Linked DNA regions of Homo sapiens: region 2 is linked to region 1. A link is a contact called in ENCODE POLR2A ChIA-PET data. All regions are on one chromosome and are shown on one strand. Each heading gives the region's core, a stretch centred on a gene start or an enhancer-like site at or near the end of the contact. The rest is flanking DNA. Distances are from core to core; before and after follow the strand shown.

Evidence for each region. ChIA-PET counts read pairs that join two places held with the same protein, here RNA polymerase II (POLR2A).
Region 2: POLR2A ChIA-PET joins it to region 1 with 10 read pairs in Panc1. The contact joins the promoter of LUC7L3 here to the promoter of BLTP2 in region 1. POLR2A ChIA-PET finds 5 or more read pairs at or near these places in 2 of 52 experiments (Caco-2 and Panc1).

The regions. Positions count from the first base shown.
Region 1 is chr17:28,641,580-28,647,221 of GRCh38, reverse strand. It overlaps BLTP2 (bridge-like lipid transfer protein family member 2), which reads left to right and starts at 2,064. Exons shown (of 39, transcript NM_014680.5): 1 at 2,064-2,233; 2 at 3,035-3,164; 3 at 3,563-3,612; 4 at 3,911-4,058; 5 at 4,235-4,353; 6 at 4,887-4,947; 7 at 5,144-5,333. The coding sequence starts at 2,166. RefSeq lists silencers at 1,678-1,907, 1,928-2,267.
Region 2 is chr17:50,716,203-50,721,844 of GRCh38, reverse strand. It overlaps LUC7L3 (LUC7 like 3 pre-mRNA splicing factor), which reads right to left and starts at 2,242. Exons shown (of 10, transcript NM_016424.5): 1 at 2,014-2,242. The coding sequence starts at 2,112. RefSeq lists silencers at 1,906-1,965, 2,306-2,535 and an enhancer at 2,136-2,275.

The DNA of each region.
Region 1 (5,642 bases), core at 815-3,314:
AGTGCACTACGATTGTGTTTAGCTTTTGGAAAACAAATCCTGTTTTTTGGACAAACGTAGATATATCTCTCTAAAAAGGTGGATAGAAAACTACTTTTGTCCTCTGCCTACCTGATTTCCTCCTTTCCTGTGTCAATTGCAGAAAATTTGCTCCTGTAGCTTCCAATCATGGTATTGGTGAACGGAGATGGCTGCCATCTGCTGGAATTTCAGTGACTAGCAGGCTTTTTTTATTTTTAGAAACTTCCGGGTTTTGTTCTTTTTTTTTCTATTTGTTTTGTTAATGTTGAACATTTAGAGACACCATTTCTGTGCCAAACATGGCCCGTGACGTTAAAAGACTTGGTCTCTTTTACAAGGGCTTGTGGTCTCAATAAATGGAGGCCATGAATTAGTTGAGCCCCACTGTTGCCTCAACCACCCCCCACCCCCGACTCCCTGCCTTTATTCCACTTCACTTGTGTTGATCCCTTAAGATCTCTCCAGAAAGAAATAGACAAATCATAAAATCAACATTTTAGGCTATGAGATGGCTGGGAGTAGGGCCGGTAATAGTCAAGGGAGAAGGAAGGAAGTGACAGGAATCTTGGTTCAATAAACAGATTGGATAAGATGAACCAGAGTAGGGATACGTGTTGCACGGCACCCCTCCTTGACTTGGACAGAGGTTTTCAGTGAATTGGGCCTTCCCAGAGCATTCGGAGGACATACCCTGGGGGAAGGCTGCAGATGACGAGGAAGATGACGCAAATACAGTGCTTGAGAGGTAAGTATGACCTTGAAACAGCAGCGCTGGAGCTCTTGGGGAGATGTGAAATCACTGAAGAGAGGAATAGATAAGGGAGGAAACAATCAGAGGAGTGAAAGCAACTTCGGGCAACACACAGGTGAAAGATGAAATGGTGTTTTATCTGAGGGAGCCAAAAAGAGAGGCTCTGAGTAAAATCTTGAAGGATATATATGGAGATTAGGACGTGGGAGCGAAGGGGTATGAAAAGAGACATGACCTCCTCCATAATACTTATTTTGAAACCGTCAGGATTTCCTTAGCTTGTGCTGTATCAGTAGATCATCATTCAGATACTGATCCTTAGCACAGTAACGCTGAGGGACCTTTGTCCTGTTCTCTCATTTTACAGAGAAGGAAGCAGGCAAAACTATGTATTGTCTATTTTATGTAATTATGTTTGCTTCCCAGATAAACTACACAGAAGGAAGCAGGCAAAACTGACTATGTATTGTCTACTTTATGTAATTATGTTTGCTTCCCAGATAAACTATTTTTTGCTAAAGGGCAAGAACAATATTCACTACTTCTGCAGTATCTCCTCCTCTCCTCCATCAGGGCCCAGTTCGTGCCATAAGTAGATGGACCAGAACAGTGTTCAAACAGTAAATGAAGTAAAAACTCATTGGCCAGGAACCGTGACACGCGTCTTTAGTCCAAGCTACTCAGGAGGCTGAGGCAGGAGGATCCCTTGAGCCTGCAGGAGTTCGAGACCAGACTGGGCAACGTAGCGAGTCCTTGTCTCAAAGAAAAAAAAAACAAAACCTCATTAGTTTCCTCTGTGGATGGAATGAGGCGAGATTTTTGAGGCCTTTTAATTACCTCCTAGTTTCTGCCTCAGTAATTTTCAAACAGGATCTTGAATAAGATGGGAGTGCTACCACGTCTGACCAGGGGTGTAACTTCCGCAGAACCCTGAGTCCAGGCCTAAGTGGCTAGGCGGACTCCAACTCCCCTCAAAGTGAGCTCCCCGGACCGAAATGAGTCAGCCAGGTCCACCGCCAGCCCAGGTAGTGGGCCCGGACTCCGACCCCCGCGGGTCCCCGAGCCCCGCGGTTCCGGGCACCGTGGTGTGCGCCCGGGGCGTGTTTCAGCTCTTGGTCCGCTCCCCCTCGCCCTCCTCCCGGAACCACGCCCGCTCCTCGCGCACGCAGCCCGTCGGCCCTGCAGCGTCGTAGGACAGGGCGGGACTGGGGTGGGAGGCCGTTGGTTGGCTGGCGGGCTGCGGAAGGCGGGGCTCGTGTGCGCACCAGCGCGTCCTCGCTCAGCGTTGCTCCTGCGCGCGCAGCTGGTCGGCCCGCGGCGGTGCTGCGCGGATCCGGCGTCGGGGCCCGGCATGGCGGGGGCCGGGGCCAAGCCGGGCCGGACCCGGACCTAAATGCCTCTGTTCTTCTCCGCGCTGTTGGTCTTGCTGCTAGTTGCGCTTAGCGCCCTCTTTCTAGGCCGGTGAGGGTTCCCGGCCGCGCCGGCGGCGGCGGCGGCGGCGGGAGGGAGGGGGCGGAGAGGAGGAAGAAAGACTGAGGAGGGGGCGCGCGCCTTACTGAGGCGCGTGAGGCAGAGTGGGTAGGGTGGAGGGAGGGGGCGCGCGGCGAGGGGAGGGATCGTGAGGAGGCGCGTGGCCCGAGCTCCCAGGGATGGGCTGCGAGTTGGGGAGACTGAGGAAGCGGGCGGGGTCTGAGGAAATGCTGAGGCCAGGAACTGAATAGGAGTGTGAGGAAGGGGCCTGGTTCAGTGGCTTCCCTTTCCCCCTCCACCCACCCCTGCATGTCCCTTTCGCCAAGCGCGATGGGCACCTGCAGCATCGGTCTGGGGAGAACAGCATTCGAGCTGCCGGGTCTGACCTCAAAGTGCCTTCTCGTGGATACCTGTCTGGAGGGTGGGAGCAGGAGACAGACAGACCCTCTGGGGAGTGTGATGGCACATGTGACAGAGCCGCCTCCGCTTTGACTCTTGCTGGGGTCTTCTCTCTCTGCCTCTGGGATTCATAACAATTTGAGGGATTTTGTTTTTGTCTTCAACTTAGAGGGTGCAGTTTCTGGTTTCATCTGGGTGGAGGGGTCAGTCGGGAGCTAGGATCTTGATCAGCGTGGCTGAATGTATATGACAGAGTGGTGCTTTGGAAGAAAGGAGAGTTGCTCAGATCCAGTTTCAGGAACGACCTTTTGCAAGGCTTTGAAAGACCAGCAAGGGGTGAGGGAAACCATCATTGGAAAAAGGTCCTATGAATTAACAGGAATTTTTCTGCAGGTGGCTTGTGGTCCGGTTGGCCACCAAGTGGTGTCAGCGGAAGCTGCAGGCGGAGCTAAAGATTGGCTCCTTCCGCTTTTTTTGGATCCAGAATGTCAGTCTTAAGTTTCAGCAACACCAGCAAACAGTGGTGAGTTCTGGGAAACTCTGGATATGTGTGTAGGGTTGATCCAATTGAATTTAAACTCTTAATTTCCTTTTTTTAAAAATAGAAATCCTGGTGGCTTTTCTAGTTAATCCCAGCCTTGCCATTTCTTTGCCAAGATGATCTTAGAGCTAGTTGGAGAACGCTGCAAGTTGTTCAGTTAAAAATGTTTGTAGGACACAGAGTGTCCAGGGCACATAACAAAGATACAGAAGAAAGATAACAGGAAATCGAAGATTTTACTGTTCTAATTTAAGATGGGATTCAAGGCAACATGGCTATGAAAGAGAAATTCTAATAATCCAGAACATTTCCTGGCTTGTCAAGCTGCTCGTGGCTTATTTAGCAGCTAGCACACAGAGCTTTCTCCCTCACTGTTTTAGGAAATTGATAACCTGTGGATTTCCAGCAAACTCCTTAGCCATGATCTTCCGTGAGTACCCTATATTCTCACTTCTCCCCTAGAAGAGTACTTTGGAGTTGGTGTTTGCAGAGTGACACTCTTCTGCAGAGGCATCACAATCCAAGGAGGAAGGGAGGTTGTTGCTGAAGTCTTCCTGTTAGCCTGGGTGCCATTGTGTTGTGAGGAAGATATTGATAACTGCTATGAAACTAATCTCTGTGATTTGAGCTATATTTCTAGGAAGGATGAGAAAGTGAATGTGAGGGTGGGGAATAGACTGCTATGGGAGGGATGGACCTGGTGGCAGTGAGATTTCTCTTCTGGGCAGACACTATGTGGCATTGTGCTTTGGAGAAGTGCGTATCAGAACGGACCTACAGAAAGTTTCTGACCTGTCTGCCCCATTCTCCCAGAGCGCTGGGGTGGATCAAAAGGAACTGTCCTTCAGCCCATCCTTATTGAAGATCTTCTGCCAAGTGAGACAACTTCTCCTGCTATCCTGGACTGTACTTTGGCATGGTTGGCTTTGGAGTTATGGGTAGATTTTTCTGTTTTTAGGGCATAATGCTAAGAGCTGCCCCTCTTTCTCATCTGGAAAGGAAGGGCAGTTCCTTAACATTAATTATTGTTCATCCTTGCTTCTTCCTTCCAGCTATTCTCCATTCATGTAGATGCTATAAACATCATGGTTCTCAAGGTGGATACCTCTGAGTCCTTATGGCATATTCAGATCAGTAGAAGCAGATTTCTTTTGGATAGTGATGGGAAAAGGTAAGCACTGGGGAGCAGAGGATCTAGCCGTCCTATTCTTGCCTCAGAGTTGCTTCAGGGCCTCCTTATCAAGGTGTTAAGTTCTCATTCTGTGCAGTTGGAGGAGATGCTAAGATTAGACATTTCCAATTGCCTTGTCCCTTCTAGCCACCAGAGCTTGACTGGAGGTAAGTGGTGAGGAAAGGGACCAAGTTCTCTTTTTTTTAAATTTTTTTTTTGAGACAGAGTCTTGCTCTGTTGCCTAGGCTGGAGTGCAGTGGTGCGGTCTTGGCTCACTGCAAGCTCCGCCTCCTGGGTTCAGACCATTCTCCTGCCTCAGCCTCCCGAGTAGCTGGGACTACAGGCGGCCGCCACCGCGCCTGGCTAATTTTTTGTATTTTTAGTAGAGATGAGGTTTCACCGTGTTAGTCAGGATGGTCTTGATCTCCTGACCTCATGATCCTCCCACCTTGGCCTCCCAAAGTGCTGGGGTTACAGGCGTGAGCCACCGCGCCCGGCAAGGCCAAGTGCTCTTAATTTTTTTCCTTTCCCAGGCTAATCTGTGAGGTGAGCTTATGTAAGATCAACAGCAAAGTTCTAAAGAGTGGTCAGCTGGTAAGTATGCCATGATCATTCAGATGCCTCATTTCCTCCTGGGCGTAAAGTGTGAAGGAGCTTAGGGCTTACATCCTAGGTTCTTTGACCTTAGGGGGTTCCCTCAAGTCAGTACCCAGTGTTCCAGATCACCACATTTTGACCTAAAACTTCCAAACTTTCTTACATACACCTTAGAGGCTTATCATCCCCACAGGAGGACACCTGCCTAGTGGAGCTTTCACTGGCCCTGGACCTGTGTCTAAAGGTGGGCATTAGCAGTCGGCATCTCACTGCTATCACTGTGGATGTGTGGACACTCCATGCTGAACTGCATGAGGGCCTCTTCCAGAGCCAACTGCTGTGCCAGGGCCCAAGCCTAGCATCTAAGCCTGTTCCCTGTTCAGGTAAAGCCCCAGTGATTGAGCTTCTTGGCTGCCTTGTTCTCAGGGTTTGTTTTGGAAGTAGAAAAAATAGTGGTCTCACTGCTTATTTAGATGTGATTCACTAGTCACCATGGACTTTGACCCTAAGGATAGTTAGAGGAAATAGGGCATTTGCTTGTGCTGAGTGGCAGAACCAGCATTGAGTGGGCACCTATCATGAGTTAGACCTGTACTATGGGTTTTTTTTTTTTCCTTTTTTTTTAAAAAAAAAGATGGAGTCTTGCTCTGTCACCCAGGCTGGAGTGCAATGGCGTGATCTCGGCTCACTGC
Region 2 (5,642 bases), core at 993-3,492, about 22 Mb before region 1:
CCAGATAGAACAGGAATGCAAAAATATGTTAAAATATTAGGCTATAGAAAAGGTGACTCCTTTTCAGCATATAATGGGTTTGCCCATCCCTGCAGGTTTAGCACTAACAGCCAACAGTACAAGAATATGCAGATGACCCGGAAACGATATCAACAGCTTCCCCAGCTTCATTATACAATAATTCCACCTATTTAGATGAGACCATGTGCTTTGTTTTTGCTCAACACTACCAACATTTTCCCTGCAGATATCAATCTGAAATGCCAGTAACTGACTTGAAATCCTTCAATCTAGAGTGAAGTGCAATCTGTCATTAAGGCATTAAATACTTTAGTAATAAACACTGAAAGTTAAAATTAGTGAAAAGTACTAAAACTGAAAGCAAAGCAGATTACGGCTGAGATGACATAAAACCTAAATTGCTATTCTGAGGGCCTCATCATTGAAGAGTCATAAACCCATCACATACAATGCAATGTGGCAACAAATTACCCCGGGAAAGAAAACAGTTTCTCTAAAACGTGTTCAAAGTCAAGGGTGCAGAGATACAAGGCTGTTCCAACTGATAAGGAGTGCAATGGAAAGCATTTTTCTCTTGAATTCAAAATATACAAATAACCTATTGAACATAAGCCAAATCGCCATAATGTTTTGGTTTTTTACCTTACTTAGGATTTTGAGCGTTATTCCTAACACATTTGCAAAGTTTAGACTGAAAGGTTACAGAGTCAGGTAGTTAAAAAAAAAAAAAGTTACTTCGCTATAACAAAGATGCCTACAAAAGAAAGATGGTCAAGGTAAGCAGTTCCTTAGTCTCCTATTGTGACAAATGGTCGGGGGGATGGGGAGCCTAAATGTTAAAAACAAAAAACCCACCTCTTAAAAACAATAAATTCTACTCTAAGAATGTTTCATACTACTTTGGAATCAGTTAGCACCCCAACACAACTTGAGCCAAACTTACTCTTTCTTAAAGTCCTAAAAGGAGTCATCTAGCACCAACTTGCTTTCCTACACTGCAAAAAAGAAATTTTACCTTAACCAAAGCCTACGTTTAAAAAGAGTAAGAAAACAGTTTTCTAAAGAAGCATGCATTACCTGAACTATTCCTTCCTATTTTGATTAGCAATTGTTTTAAAATTAGCATGTTAGATTATAACCTCAAAGTAAAATTAAATTCTGTATCTATTCTCCAGATAAGACCTAAAGTAAACATTACACTGCATGTTCAAAACTAGATCAAAACACTTGAAATGCTACAGTAGGTGCAGAGAACCAGTTTCATAGGATTGTGGAAAGCTAACAGAACTACAAAGATTAGTTTCCTCAGTTGCCAAGACTTTGGGTGAGCCTTTTTAAGTCTCACCAGTGAAACTGGGGTTATAATATTTACCTTTACTCCCCGGGCTAAGAGCATCAAATGAGTTTTATGTGGAAGAAAAAACCTTGACAGCTGCCTCTATAAGGGACTTCTTAGAATACTGTTAACGAACAATACTTGTAAATCATCACGGTAAACCCTAACAAGTAAACGACTTCTTTTACATTTCTATTTCCCCGTATAAGCGTCATGCTGTAATTACTTAAATAAAATACCGCCACGATTTTTACCATGAATCCTGGTCAGAAATTTTAGTCTAAATACGACGTTCAACCCAAACTATAGAAAAATGTGCCCTTCTCCCTATTTCATAATGAGGTGAAACCTCGGAGCCGCTAGATTTAATAAGACGCTGCTATCCTTCTTTCCCGCGTTTCCCCGCCTCATCAAGGTGCTTTTCAATTATGCCAAGGGCTCTCCCGGACCCCCTTGATACTAGAACAACAAAACCAAATCACCCCCATCCCCGGGTCCGGACAGCATCCTCCCTCCTGGCTCCATGGGCACCGGGTCAGACGCTCGACCCCGGGTGCGGCCCTGGCCACATCGCGCCGCGGCCAGGAGGGCCACAGCCCGCGCCCGCTCCCCTCCCCCACGGAGCCCGGGCTCAGGCCAAGGCCCGCGGGACTTACGCTCTCGTGGTCCCACCGCACGTTGCTGCGCTTCTCGTCCGGGGCTAGGTTTCGGTCCCGGCCCATTAACTCATCCAACAACTGCGCGGCCGAAATCATGGTGCTTCCTTCGGGCGGCTGTTCCCACCAGCCCAGGCACCCGCCAACGAAAACACGGGCGACACCGTCGCCAATCTCCTCGGCCCGCTCTCAGGCCGAAATCCCTCCTACACACAGGAGCCGACAAGACAAAATGGCCGCCGCGCGGACGCCTTCCCAGCATGCCGTGCGCCCGTGGGACACGCCCAGGCCCGGGCGGAGAGGGCGAGCTCGGCTTCCGCCGTCCGGGGGCGGGGCCCGCGGAGGCCGGGTAGGGACTCCGCCCCTGTCTAGAGGCCGCGGGGACGGGTAGCCTCTGCCCGCGCGCCTCCCCAAGCGCCCGGTTTTCCCGAGCTTCTTCACGGTGAGAAATTGGAGCCTAGGTCTTGAAGCCTGGACACCGCTTCAAAATGGAGAAAGTGTCTCCTTTAGTCCACGTGGTGCACATGGTGCCTCATGCAGCGGAGGAAACTGAAGATTACGGCTTCCGACTCCATTTTCCTAGTCGCTGTGCTCACGCCTCTTGCACCTGGCTTTGTCCTCCCGCCCTGAGTCTCCTGATTAACAGGATGGGAAATCGAGGCAAGAAGAGACAAGGCGGCTTCTAAAATACGGGGATTCAGTCCTACACCAAATGTCTCCCAGTGTGGAATTTTTTAAAAAGATATTGATCCAGTAGGCCAGGTGAGGTGGCTCACGCCTGTAATCACAGCACTTTGGGAGGCCGAAGCGGGCGGATCACCTGAGGTCGGGAGTTCGAGATCAGCCTGACCAACATGGAGAAACCCCGTCTCCACTAAAAATACAAAATTAGGTTGGCGTGGTGGCGCATGCCTGTAATCCCAACTACTCAGGGGGCTGAGGCTGGAGAATCGCTTGAACCCGGGAGGCGGAGGTCGCGGTGAGCCGAGATCGCGCCATTGCACTCCAGTCTGGACAACAAGAGCAAAACTCCATCTCAAAAAAAAAAAAAAAAAAAAAAAAAATATATATATATATATATATATATATACACACACACACACACACACACATACACACACACACACACACATATATATAGATAGGTAGATCCATTTATTCAACAAATGGTATGTGCCAGGCACTGTGCTTAAAGCTAAACTCAGAACCTTTCAGACAGTCCATGCTCCCGCAGACCTGTGCATTGGCGAGGGGAGATAATCGCTGAAGAAATAAAGTCACAAATATATCAACGTATGTTGGGATAATGCTTTAGCACAGTTAAGGGTATGGTCTCTAAAGCCAGATTGCCTGGGTTCGTAATCCCAGCTCTGCCGCTCTGTGCCTTTGTTTCCTTTTCTGTAAAATGGGGTTTACAATAGTCCTCCCCCGGCCCCCAGCCACGATGCTATTGTGAAGATTAAATGAGTTTATACAATGTAAGGCACTACACATTGATAACAAGCCCAACACTTTTATTTTTGGGGGGACTGGGTCTGGCCCTGTCACCCAGGCTGGAGTGCAATGGCACGATCTCAGCTCACTGCAGCTTCAACCTCCCGGGCTCAGGCGACCCCCTCGCCTCAACCTCCCCAGTAGCTGGGACTACAGGCGCATGCCACCACGCCCGGCTAAGTTTTTGTATTTTTGGTAGAGACGGGGTTTCGCCAAGTTGCCCAGGCTGGTCTTGAACTCCTGAGCTCAAATAATCCACCCACCTCAGCCTCCCAAAGTGTTGGGATTACAGGCGTGAACCACCGCGCCCGGTCGTGGACACCTCTTTTTAAGAAGGAAAGCAGCAAAATAGGGTGAGAACTCAAAGGAGGTATGGGACATGAAGCCTTTTTTTTTTTTTTTTTTTTTTTTTGAGCTATCGCTCAGGCTGGAGTGCAGTGGTACCATCTTGGCTCACTGCAACCTCTGCCTCCCGGGTTCAAGTTTATCCTGCCGCAGCCTCCTGAGTAGCTGGGATTACAAGCACCCGCCACCACGCCCAGCTAATTTTTGTACTTTTAGTAGAGACGGAGTTTCGCCATGTTGGCCAGGCTGATCTCAAACTCCTGACCTCAGGTGATCCACCTGCCTCGACCTCCCAAAGTTCCCAAAGTGCTGGGATTACAGGCGTGAGCCACCAAGTGGGGCTGGAGCCTTTTTGAAGATAGGAAATTAGAGGCTAGACATGGTGGCTCACGCCATAATCCCACTACTTTAGGGAGGCAGAGGCAGGGAGATAGCTTGAGGCCAGGAGTTTAAGACCTGCCTGGGCAACATAACAAGACGCCATTCTCCACAAAAAGGAAAAAAAAAGAAAAGACCAAAAAAAAAAAAACCCCAAACGTAGGAAATGAGAGAATGTTTAATGTTGGGGATATTCCAGTAGAGAGGTGGAAAATAAAAGAAGGGGATAGTTAATGACTTAAAATCTTAAAAAGGTAACGGGTTGGGTCCTGGCGTGGTGACTCACGCCTGGAATCCTAGCACTTTGGGAGGCAGAGGTGGGTCATTTGAGGTCATGGGTTCGAGACCAGCCTGGCCAACATGGGGAAACCCTGTCTCTACTAAAAACACAAAGGATAGCCAGGCGTGGTGGTGGCGCCTGTGATCTCAGCTACTCGGGAAGCTGAGGCAGGAGCATCGCTTTAAACAGTGGACTGTCAAGAGACTTAGGCTGTAGTGAGCCAAGGTCGCGCCACTGCACTCCAGCCTGGGCAACAGAGTGAGTGAGACTGTGTCTTAAAAAAAAAAAAAAAGTAATGGGTTAGGCTCCAGGGCATATTTGAAACCTCTGGCCTTTGATAGGAGAAAGGATCTTCTCCACTGAAACAAGAAAGAAGAAAATCAATTTACAGATTTAGCAGTGAGATGAGGCAGTTCTCAGCTGTTGGTTACAGTTTTCCCAATGAAGCATTTATTGAGGGCTCTCCACTGTTACTACCACCAAAAAAAAAAAGGCCGGCCACAGTGGCTCACACCTGCAATCCCAGCACTTTGGGAGGCCGAGGCAGACAGATCATGAGGTCAGGAGATCAAGACCATCCTGGCTAACACGGTGAAACCCCGTCTCTACTAAAAATACAAAAAATTAGCCGGGCATGGTGGCGGGCGCCTGTAGTTCCAGCTACTCCAGAAGCTGAGGCAGGAGAATGGCATGAACCCGGGAGGCGGAGCTTGCAGTGCGTCGAGATTGCACCACTGTACTCCAGCCTGGATGACAGACTGAGACTCCGTCTAAAAAAAAAAAAACTGAACCACAAACAAACAGGACTGCACACATCATGAACCGCAAACACACAACCAGATTGCAAAATTACAGTTCCTGCCCATCACAGGTTCTTAATCTAATTATCTCATTCATTCCACAAACTATAATGGTGCATGTGCTCTTTGCCAGGACCTGGGTTACTGGCTGGGAATACAAAGACAGACGTATAAAACCTGGTTCTCCAGGAGCTCCTGACCTATGGGAGACAAATATGTCACAACTACAATTTGGTCTTGAAATGAAAATACTTGGCCCAGCCATGGTGGCTCACACCTGTAATCCCAGCTCTTTGGGAGGCCGAGGCAGGCGGATTGCTTGAGCCCAGGAG